Linked DNA regions of Homo sapiens: region 2 is linked to region 1. A link is an interaction called in ENCODE POLR2A ChIA-PET data of the cell type or tissue named here. Cell type or tissue: GM12878. All regions are shown on one strand. Region 1 overlaps UVRAG (UV radiation resistance associated). Region 2 overlaps UVRAG (UV radiation resistance associated).

Region 1 (5,000 bases):
GTTCTATAGGTTTTTTTTAGCTTTATAGTGGGTTTTTTTGTTTGTTTGTTTGTTTGGAGATAGAGTCTCACTCTGTTGCCCAGGCTGGAGTGCAGTGGCGTGATCTCAGCTCACTTCAATCTCTGCCTCCTGGGTTCAAGTGATTCTCCTGCCTCCAGCCTCCCGAGTAGCTGGGATTACAAGCGCGTGCCATCATGCCTGGCTAATTTTTGTATTTTTAGGAGGTACCAGGTTTTACCATGTTAGCTAGGCTGGTCTCGAACTCCTGACCTCAAGTGATCTGCCCACCTCAGCCTCTCAAAGTGCTGGGATTACAGGCGCGAGCCACCGTGCCTGGCCAGCTTTATGGTTTTACAGTTAAGTCTTTGATTCATTTTGAGGTAATTTAAAAATATGGTATTAAGGACAGGTCCAACTTCATTCTTTTAAAAGTGGCTATCCAGTTTTTTTAGCACCATTTGATGAAAAGACTTATTTCCCCATTGAGTAGTCTATGAACCTTTGCTGAAAATCAGTTGATCATAGATGCATCGATTTATTTCTGGATTCTCAGTTCTATTTTGTTGATTTATATGTCTGTCCTTATGCCAGTGCTATCCTGTTTTGACTATTGTTGCTTGGTATTAAGTTGAAATTGGGATATGCGAATCTTCTAACTTTGTTCTCTTCAATATAATTTTGGCTATTGACCCCTTGCAATTCCATATGAATTTGAGAACTGGCTTGTCCATTTCTGTAAACAAGGCTGCTGGAATTTTGATAGAGATGGCATTGAATATCTTATCTAGATTGCTTTGGGTATTGTTCCTATGTTGATAATATTAAGTCTTTATATCCGTGAACATGGGATGCCATTTTATTTATTTTGGTCCAGTTTGGAATACACTTTATTTTTCTTGCCTAATTGTTCTGGCTAGAACTTAGAGTACAAATGTTGAGTAGAAGTGGTGAAAGCAATCACCTTGTCTTTCTTGTTTTTGATATTGGGGGAAGATTTTGAGTCTTTCACCATTGAGTATGGTGTTAGCTGTGGGTTTTTTGTAGATGCCCTTTATCAGGTCTGGGAAATTCCTTTCTATTCCTAGTTTGTGATTTTTTTTTTTTTTAAATCATGGAAAGGTGCTGAATTTTGTCAAATGCATTTTCTGCATCAACTGAGATGACTGTGTGTGTTGTGGTGTATTACACTGATCCTTCCTTCCTTCTTTCTATAATTTCTCTTTTTGACAGAGTCTTGCTCTGTCACTTAGGCTGGAATGCAGTGGCACAATCATGGCTCACTGTACCCTCAAACTCCTGGGCTCAAGTGATCCTCCCACCTCAGCCTCCTGAGTAGCCGGGACTGCAGGCATGCATCACCATGCCCAGCCAATTTCTTTATTAAAACAATTTTTTTTTTTTTTAGAAATGGTGTCTCACTGTATTGTCCAGGCTGGTCTCTAACTCCTGGGCTCTAGTGATCCTCCTGCCTGTGCCTCCCAAAGTGCTGGTATTACAGGTGCCTAGCCTGATTGATTTTCATGTATCGAAATTCCCTTGCATACCGTGTATGAATTTCAGCTGTTCATGGTGTATAATCTTTAAAAAATTTTTTTTGTGGTAAATTACAAATACACAAAATTTACTATCTTAACCATTCTAAGTATACAGTTTAGTGGCATTAGGTACATTCACACTGTTGTGCAACCATTGCCACCATCCATGTATTTCATCTTGCAAAACTTTTCACCTTACAAAACTGAAACTCTTTATTAAACAATAATTCCTCATTCTCCCCTATCCCCTGGTCCCTGCCAGTTACCGTTCGACTTTCTGTTTCTATGATTTTGACTACTCTAGGTACCTCATATGAATGAATGAATGAATGTTTTTCCTTTGATTGGCTTATTTCACTTAATATAATGTCCTCAAGCTTCATCAATGTTTTAGCGTGTGTCAGAATTTCCTTCCTTTTTAATGGTGAATAATATTTCCTTGTATGAATATACCATGTTTTGTTTATCCATCATCTGTCTGTGGACACTTGGGTTGCTTCCACCCCTTGGCTATTGTAAATAATGCTGCTATGAATATGGATATACAAATGGCACTTCCCATTCTTGCTTTCACTTTTTTGGGGTACATACCCAGAAATAGTTGCCAGGTTGTGGGCTGTAATTCTTTTAATATGCCACTAGATCACTTTTAGTAGTATTTTGTTGAAGATTTTTATATCTGTATTCATAAAGGATATTGGTCTATAGTTTTCTTGTGACATTTTGTCTGGCTTTGGTATCAGGATAGTATTGGTCTCATAGAATAACTTAAGAAGTATTTCCTTGCTTTTATGTTTTTTGAAGACTTTGAGAAGGATTGGCATTAAATAATTGGTCAAATTCACCAGTCAAATAATCTGGTTCTGGGCTTTTTTTTTTTTTTTTTTTTTTTTTTTGTGGGAGTTTTGTGATTACAAATTCTATCTACCTCTTTATCTGTTATAGGTCTGTTCAGATTTTCTGTTTCTTCTTGAGTCATTTTTGGTAGTTTCTGTTTCTTCTTGAGTCATTTTGGTAGAGTCATTTTGGTAGTTTGGTAGTTTATATCATTTTGTCTACATTATCTGATTTGCTGGAATACAATTAATTGTTCACTGTATTCTTTTATAAGCCTTCTTATTTCTGTAAGATTGGTAATAACGTTCCCACTTCTTTCCTGATTTTAGTGATTTGAGTCTTCTTTCCTTTCCCTTTGGTTAGTTTACCTTAAGATTTGTCAATGAGCCAGGTGCAGTGGCTCATGCCTGTAATCCCAGCACTTTGGGAGGCCAAGGTAGGAGGATAGCTTGAGTCCAGAAGTTAAAGAGCAGCCTTGGCAACATAGTAAGACACCCTTCTCTATAAAAAATTAAAATTAGCTGGGCGTGGTGGTGCATGCCTGTAATCCCAGCTAATTGGGAGGCTGAGGTGGGAGGGTCTCACGAACCCAGGAGTTCAAAGTCAGTCTGGGCAACATGGAGAAACCCCATCTCTACAAAAAAAATACAAAAATTAACTGGGTATGGTGTTGCATGCCTGTAATTCCAGCTATTCAGGTGGCTGAGGCAGGAGGATCGCTTCAGCCCAGGAGGTTGAGACTGCAGTGAACTGTGATCATGCTACTACTCTCCAGCCTGGGTAACAGAATCAGAACTTGTTTAAAAAAAAAAAAGATTTGTCAATGTTGATCTTTTTAAAAAACAAGCTTCTCTAGTTTGAATTAATATCAACTTAGTTTTAATGCTGTAAAAAGCTTTGCTTCTGTATAGCTCTATTCCCCTACCTTTGTGTCATTGTTTTCACAGATTGCATCTTTATAATGGTGTGCCCATCAAGATAGATTTATAAAGATTGTTTCATGTATTTGTCTAGTTGATTGTTTTTTAAATGGTAGATCAACTAGACATTCTTAGGCTACATCCAGTTAATAATATGTCTTTTTTAATCTTTATAATGTATTGCTGGTTCAATTTGCTGATATTTCGCTAAGGATTTTTGTGTTTCTTTTCGTGAGGGATATTGGTGTATAATTTCCTTTGTGTGTGTGTGTTGTCTCTGTCTAGTTTTGGCATCAGTAATGCTAGTTTTATAAGTTGGAAATTGTTCCCTTCTCCGCTTTCTGAAGGAGTTTGTGTAAAGTGGATATTCTTTCTTTCTTAAATGTTTGATGAAATTCATCAGTAAGACCATTTGGACAGGATTTGTGTGTGTGTGGGAAGATTTTCAATTGCTTATTCACTAAAAAAGTAGATATGGGACTATTTAGATGTTTCATAGTATGTCTGTTTGGGCACTTTTGTGTTTCTTTTCAAGGAACTTGTCTAATTAAGTTGTCACAGTTATTAGCATAAAGTTGTTAATAATATTCTCCTAATATCCTTTAAATGTCTGTAGTGATATAACTTTTAATGATACTACTAGCATTATAGCGAACATGTATGTGGTGCTTATTAAATACCTTTCATTTTACAGATATTAACTTTTAATTCCCGCATTTTGTGAGGCAGTTACTATTATCATCTCCATATTACAGATGAAGAAACCAAGGTTAAACTAAGAGCACTCTGGTTCCTTGCTTAAGATTATATAGCTGTTGTATTGAAGGCTTGAATTGGACTCCTGGTGGGTCCAGAGTCTTTTTTTCTAAATTACTGTGTACTCTCCCCACCCCCCACTTTTTTTTTTTTAAGAAACATGACTATTTATTCCTTTTTATCTTTTTTTTTTTTTTTTGACAGTGTCTTGCTCTTTCACTCAGGCTGGAGTGCAGTGGTGTGACCGCCAGATTGGTTCACCTTGCCCTCTGCCTGGACAGAGCCAATTTATCAAGACAGGGGAATTGCAATAGGGAAAGAGTAATTCATGTAGAGCCAGCTATGCAGGAGACTGGAGTTTTATCATTACTGAACTCAGTCTCCTCTGCCTTTCTTAAATGACAGAGATACCTATTCTGTTCTTCTTCTGGAATTGTCCTGTATTCTTTTTAGAAAGTATCCTTGCTACTTTGTACCACAGAGTAGAAATATTTGTTTCTGGTGTTCCTAGTCAGAACTTGGAATGCCCTTTTCCCCATAAAAACATTACATATGATGGCTAGGCATAGTTGAAATATTATTGTTAATACTCTTTTTGAGTCACATAATATGTTAAAATGACTTCTGGAGCTTCCTTGGGAGGTTCACCACAATTTATAATGTGAAACATTGTTTCCGTGGGAAACTGTGAGAAGAAATGTATTTTATTTTTTTGACCTAACACCGAATTTATCACTTTTTAAAAACAAGATATTTTCAACAAAAGTGAAGAAATAAGAAACAAATCCAGTGTTCATGCATTCCCAAACTGCAGCCTTGATTCCAGGATACCTCCTTCTCTCAAACCGAGCTGGCTTCCTGGGAATCCAGTGGTGGTACATGGATCGAGGGTTCCTTTGTGCTGCATTTTTTACTGCCTCTCTCCTGAGTTGTCGGGATAGATTCTGCAGGC
Region 2 (5,000 bases), 180 kb after region 1:
CCTGGGGTCAGGTGATCTTCCCAGTAGCTCCCTGGGGTCAGGTGGCTACTCCTAGCCTCTCGAGTAGCCAGGACTACAGGCATATGCCACCACACCTGGCTGATTTTTATATGGTTTTTTGAGTCAGAGTTTTGCCACGTTGCCCAGGCTGGTCTCAAACTTATGGGCTCAAGCGATAGTGATGGGATTACAGGCATGAGCCACCACATCCAGCCCCATTTGTGAAAATTCATAAGCCAGTAATGACATCAGTGATACCATTATAGCGCCCCTATAGTAGTTTCCATTGGCTGATTTTTGTCACTTAAGTAATTCTTCATTGCCTCTACTAAGGTAGAGTCCTGCTGAAATACTTGGCATTTAGGTAAGCACTTTTATAATGAGAAAAACGAGGACGAGGGGTGGGAAGTTTGCAAATCTGTTATGTCCACCCCTGCTTAAAACCTTGTCATCGTTTTCCATAGGCTACCTTCCCCCAAATCCCATCTTCTCCTATGCCACCCCCAACCCCCACTTCCGCCCACCCGCGCCCCCTCCCCCGCCTTGCAACAAGACTCTTTTGCATGGCAAAGTCTTCACATGATCTATCTGTCTTCTCTCTCACGTTTCAGCCTCAACTCCTGCAACCACTTACCCCAAAACCTCCGCCACTGGCCCTTTATGCCAGGAAAGCTGAACATCACTGAAAGGCCCATCTTCTGCTTTTGCTTTTATATTCCCTTTGCCTGAAATTTCCTTCCCCTTTTGTCCATGTGGTAAACTCCCACTCATTCTCCAGGATCCAACCAGGCCAACTTCTCTTCTGTGAAGCCTTTCTTTGCCCTCCTGAACAGAGTTATCACCCATCTTCTATTCTTCCTGCTCACCTTGTTTTAAAAAACAAGTAATCGATCAAATATGTGAATATTCTTACATTTCTGTTGTTATTTTGCATGTATGTCTCCCCTACTAAATTAATAAGTTCCTTAAGGGCCAGAGACTGAGGTTCATTCATCTCTTTATCCAGACACAGTAGCTAGCACATAACATGGACTCAGGAAAGGTTTGCACATGCATGATAGACTGAACCAGTGACCTTCCTGCATGGACTAAAAACTTAAGAACTCATCTCTGAAAGGAATAGCCTTCCATTTAAAAGGCAAAGGGAGTTCACATTTGTATCAAATGAAATTACAGTCTTACTTATAGATATGCCTGGCTTTGCTTGTGTCTAGGAAGATAATGCAGGGCTTTGAGAAGTGGGGTGAGATTAAGGAGAAATTATACAGTAAGCGAACATTTTCCCCAAAATATATGCCTGTGGTAATAAGTTGTTATATGTTGAGTGACTTTTTCTCTTCTAGTCAGAGAGCTGACAAATATTTTCAAAGTGTTATAGTGTTTTCTAAGTGTTATTCTTTCACTGACAATTTTATTTAATAATTTTAGATACAGTAGTGGCTCTAGAGCTAACTGAATTACTGGCTTATATGTAATTCAGCTAGTATATTCATATTGACAGTATAGGAGAGATGATTACCAGCTCACAAAGAATGCATGACGCGATGCCATTTGAAGAATTGAAAATGGAAGGAAGGGGGTATGTGAATTTAGATAACTCAACCCTAGAGTTCTGGCCTATTAGCCCTTTGGTTTTAGTTTTATAAAATTATACATGCTGTTAAAGAGTCAAATAGATCCTTAAGGCTAATTGTGAGAAACAGTATTTCTGCTTGTTTCCCAGAGGTAACGACTTTCAACAATCTTAGCAGATTATGTTACTACTTGCCTCTAAATAATTTGATAATGTTGATGCTTCTTGGATTTTGTTCGATTTCTTCTGATTTCTTCAGTAGGAGATGAGACTTTAGTTCCCTTTCACACATTCATATCCCCTTTCTGTTCCCCCATTCTACCTGAGAAATAAAAATAAATTCCTAAGCCTCCCAACCAACTGAACATACCCCGTTTTGGCCAGAAGGACCCTGGAGAAACCCTAAAAACTGAGTTTCCAGCTGTGATGGGATAGGAAGTTGGACCTGCCTTATTCTACCTCCGCCCTCGCTAGCCACCATTCGGTGTTCTTTCCCAAGGGCTAAATGGAAACCAGCCCTTTAGAAAGACTTCCTGCACCTCTGATTTCAACCAATCTCCTGACTGCACCTCCATTTTTATGTTTCAAATGCAGCAACTGGTCAGCATTTCTTCCTGATAAGAGACCACACTGACTGTGGAGTGGTTCTGCCAGTCTACAGAGGCTGTGCACAGAGGCCTTTCATGTCCTCGCTTTACCTTTTGATGTACAGGGCCTACTTGTAATACATTTAAATGTTAAGTCTCTACCCCAAAGTGAGCATGGTGTGCAGACTGTATACATATTAGCCTACTACGCCTGCTTGTGCTTCCCCTTCATGAATATTCATAACTCCTCCTATAACCTGTTGAATGTATATACTTAGCCAACCCACTCAGCATAAATTCCCATTCCCTTTAACCCTCCCTGGCAGTGCCTATTTCCAGCTTCTGGCCAGAGGCTATCCTTCCCAGTCTGTCAGAATGGCTACCTGCAGGCTGCAACCCTTTATGAGAAATAAAGCTCTCCTTTCCAGACTTAGGAACCTTGTCATTCTTCAGTTGACCTACCGTTATAGGTTTTCAAATTACTTTGTCTATATAAATACCACTCAGATAAGCCATGTAGTATACTGTGATTACTTTTTTTCCCCTAATGTTTTTTATTTCCTTTGGAGCTTATTTTCTTATTTTTTCTTTGATTAGTTTTCAGTGTGCTTATAACTAATTTCATCCTAAATTCTCTACCAGTTATCTAATCACCTCTCAAGATATTCAGACATGTTAGATATACAATAAATTACATATCGGGTATTCACACAATTTCATCTTTGGGAGAAATCTCTCCTAGAACTTCTGATCTGCTGCAGTCTGTCATATTGTTTTCTATGGCTTTACCATAATCCTAGGGATTTCCATAATTTCTCTTATGTTGAAACCTCTATTTTCTAGATAAATCCTCACAAAGAATGCATGACATGATGTCTTCCTCTTTCTCAGTGTTCTCCCTTGTTTTGTTGGAGCATATCCTTCTATAGCTTCCTAAGAAAGCATGCATGGAGATAAATTTTTGAGACCTTGTAAATCTGAAAATTATCTTTATTCTTCTCTGACTGAAATGGAATGTTAGGCTGGAAACAATTTTCCTTAAGATTTTGAAATCATTGTTCTATTATATTTTAGCTTCCAGTGTTACTGAAAAATCTAGAGATATTTGATTCCCCCTTTTTGTATGTGAAATATTATTTACTTATTTTGCTTTGCCTTGCTTTTTATTTTTAGAAATTTGTAGGAACTGTATTTGTGCCCAATGTTCTGAAATCTCAGACTGATAAGTCTGTTTTTATCTGTTGTGCTCGGCACTCAATGGATCTTTTTAACCCAAAAGCTCAAATCATTAAGTTCTGGGAAAATTCCTTGAATTACTTCATTAATGGTTTACTCCCTTTTATTTTTTTTTATATCTCTTCCTGGACTACTATCGTTTAGATATTAGGTTTCCTGTACTGCTCCTGTAATTTTCTTACTTCTTCTCTCCTGTTTTCTATCTCTTTGTCTTTTTGTTCTACCTCTGGAGAGATTTGCTTACCTTCATCTTCTTGCCCTTGTGTTTTTCATTTTGGCTTTCATATTTTTAATTTCTAAGAGTTCTTTTTCTCTGAATAGCATCTTATTGTTCTATGTGTGTAATATCTTCTCTTTTCCACTTGAGCATATTAATGATTTTTGAAATTTTTATTGTTGTTTTTGTTTTGGACTTGATATATCATTTGTATTAGAAGCTTTTCTTAGAAGTTTGGAGATACCCGATTGTATATTTGTTTTTTTTTTATTATTCTTTAAGTTCTAGGGTACATGTCCACAACGTGCAGGTTTGTTACATATGTATACATGTGCCTTGTTGGTGTGCTGCACCCATTAATTCGTCATTTACATTGGGTATATCTCCTAATGCTTTCCCTCCCCCTTCCCCCGACCCCACAACAGGCCCCGGCGTGTGATATTCCCCTTCCTATGTACAAGTGTTCTCATTGTTCAATTCCCACCTATGAGTGAGAACATGCTGTGGTGTTTGGTTTTTTGTTCTTGAGATAGTTTGCTGAGAATGATGGTTTCCAGCTTCATCCATGTCCCTACAAAGGACATGAACTCATCCTTTTTTATGGCTGCATAGTATTCCATGGTGTATATGTGCCACATTTTCTTAATCCAGTCTATCATTGATGGACATTTGGGTTGGTTCCAAGTCTTTGCTATTGTGAATAGTGCCGCAGTAAACATACATGTGCATGTGCCTTTATAGCAGCATGATTTATAATCCTTTGGGTATATACCCAGTAATAGGATGGCTGGGTCAAATGGTATTTCTAGTTCTAGATCCTTGAGGAATCGCCACACTGTCTTCCACAATGGTTGAACTAGTTTACAGTCCCACCAACAGTGTAAAAGCATTCCTATTTCTCCACATCCTCTCCAGCACCTGTTGTTTCCTGACTTTTTAATGATCGCCATTCTAATTGGCGTGAGATGGTATCTCATTGTGGTTTTGATTTGCATTTCTCTGATGGCCAGTGATGATGAGCATTTTGTCATGTGTCTGTTGGCTGCATAAATGTCTTCTTTTGAGAAGTGTCTGTTCATATCCTTCACCCACTTTTTGATGGGGTTGTTTTTTTTCTTGTAAATTTGTTTGAGTTCTTTGTAGATTCTGGATATTAGCCCTTTGTCAGATGAGTAGATTGCAAAAATTTTCTCCCATTCTGTAGGTCACCTGTTCACTCTGATGATAGTTTCTTTTGCTGTGCAGAAGCTCTTTAGTTTAACTGGATCCCATTTGTCTATTTTGGCTTTTGTTGCCATTGCTTTTGGTGTTTTAGACATGAAGTCCTTGCCCATGCCTATGTCCTGAATGGTATTGCCTAGGTTTTCTTCTAGGATTTTTATGGTTT

What was found. Peaks named below come from ENCODE experiments on the same cell type or tissue, not always from the same donor. Only the 100,000 strongest peaks of a DNase experiment are listed, where the experiment ranks them.
Region 2: POLR2A ChIA-PET joins it to region 1 with 6 read pairs; 5 of 35 experiments call an interaction of 5 or more read pairs at or near these places.

Annotation. Positions count from the first base shown.
Region 1 is chr11:75,906,309-75,911,308 of GRCh38, forward strand. All of the region lies in intron 5 of UVRAG (UV radiation resistance associated), which reads left to right. It also overlaps the pseudogene PPP1R1AP1. Among named protein-coding and RNA genes, the nearest start is that of UVRAG, 94 kb to the left of the region's middle. In GM12878, no CTCF peak of the experiment used is centred here; a DNase peak (open chromatin) is centred at 2,563; H3K4me3 peaks cover 884 bases; H3K27ac peaks cover 616 bases.
Region 2 is chr11:76,087,966-76,092,965 of GRCh38, forward strand. All of the region lies in intron 13 of UVRAG (UV radiation resistance associated), which reads left to right. Among named protein-coding and RNA genes, the nearest start is that of WNT11, 120 kb to the right of the region's middle. In GM12878, no CTCF peak of the experiment used is centred here; no DNase peak of the experiment used is centred here.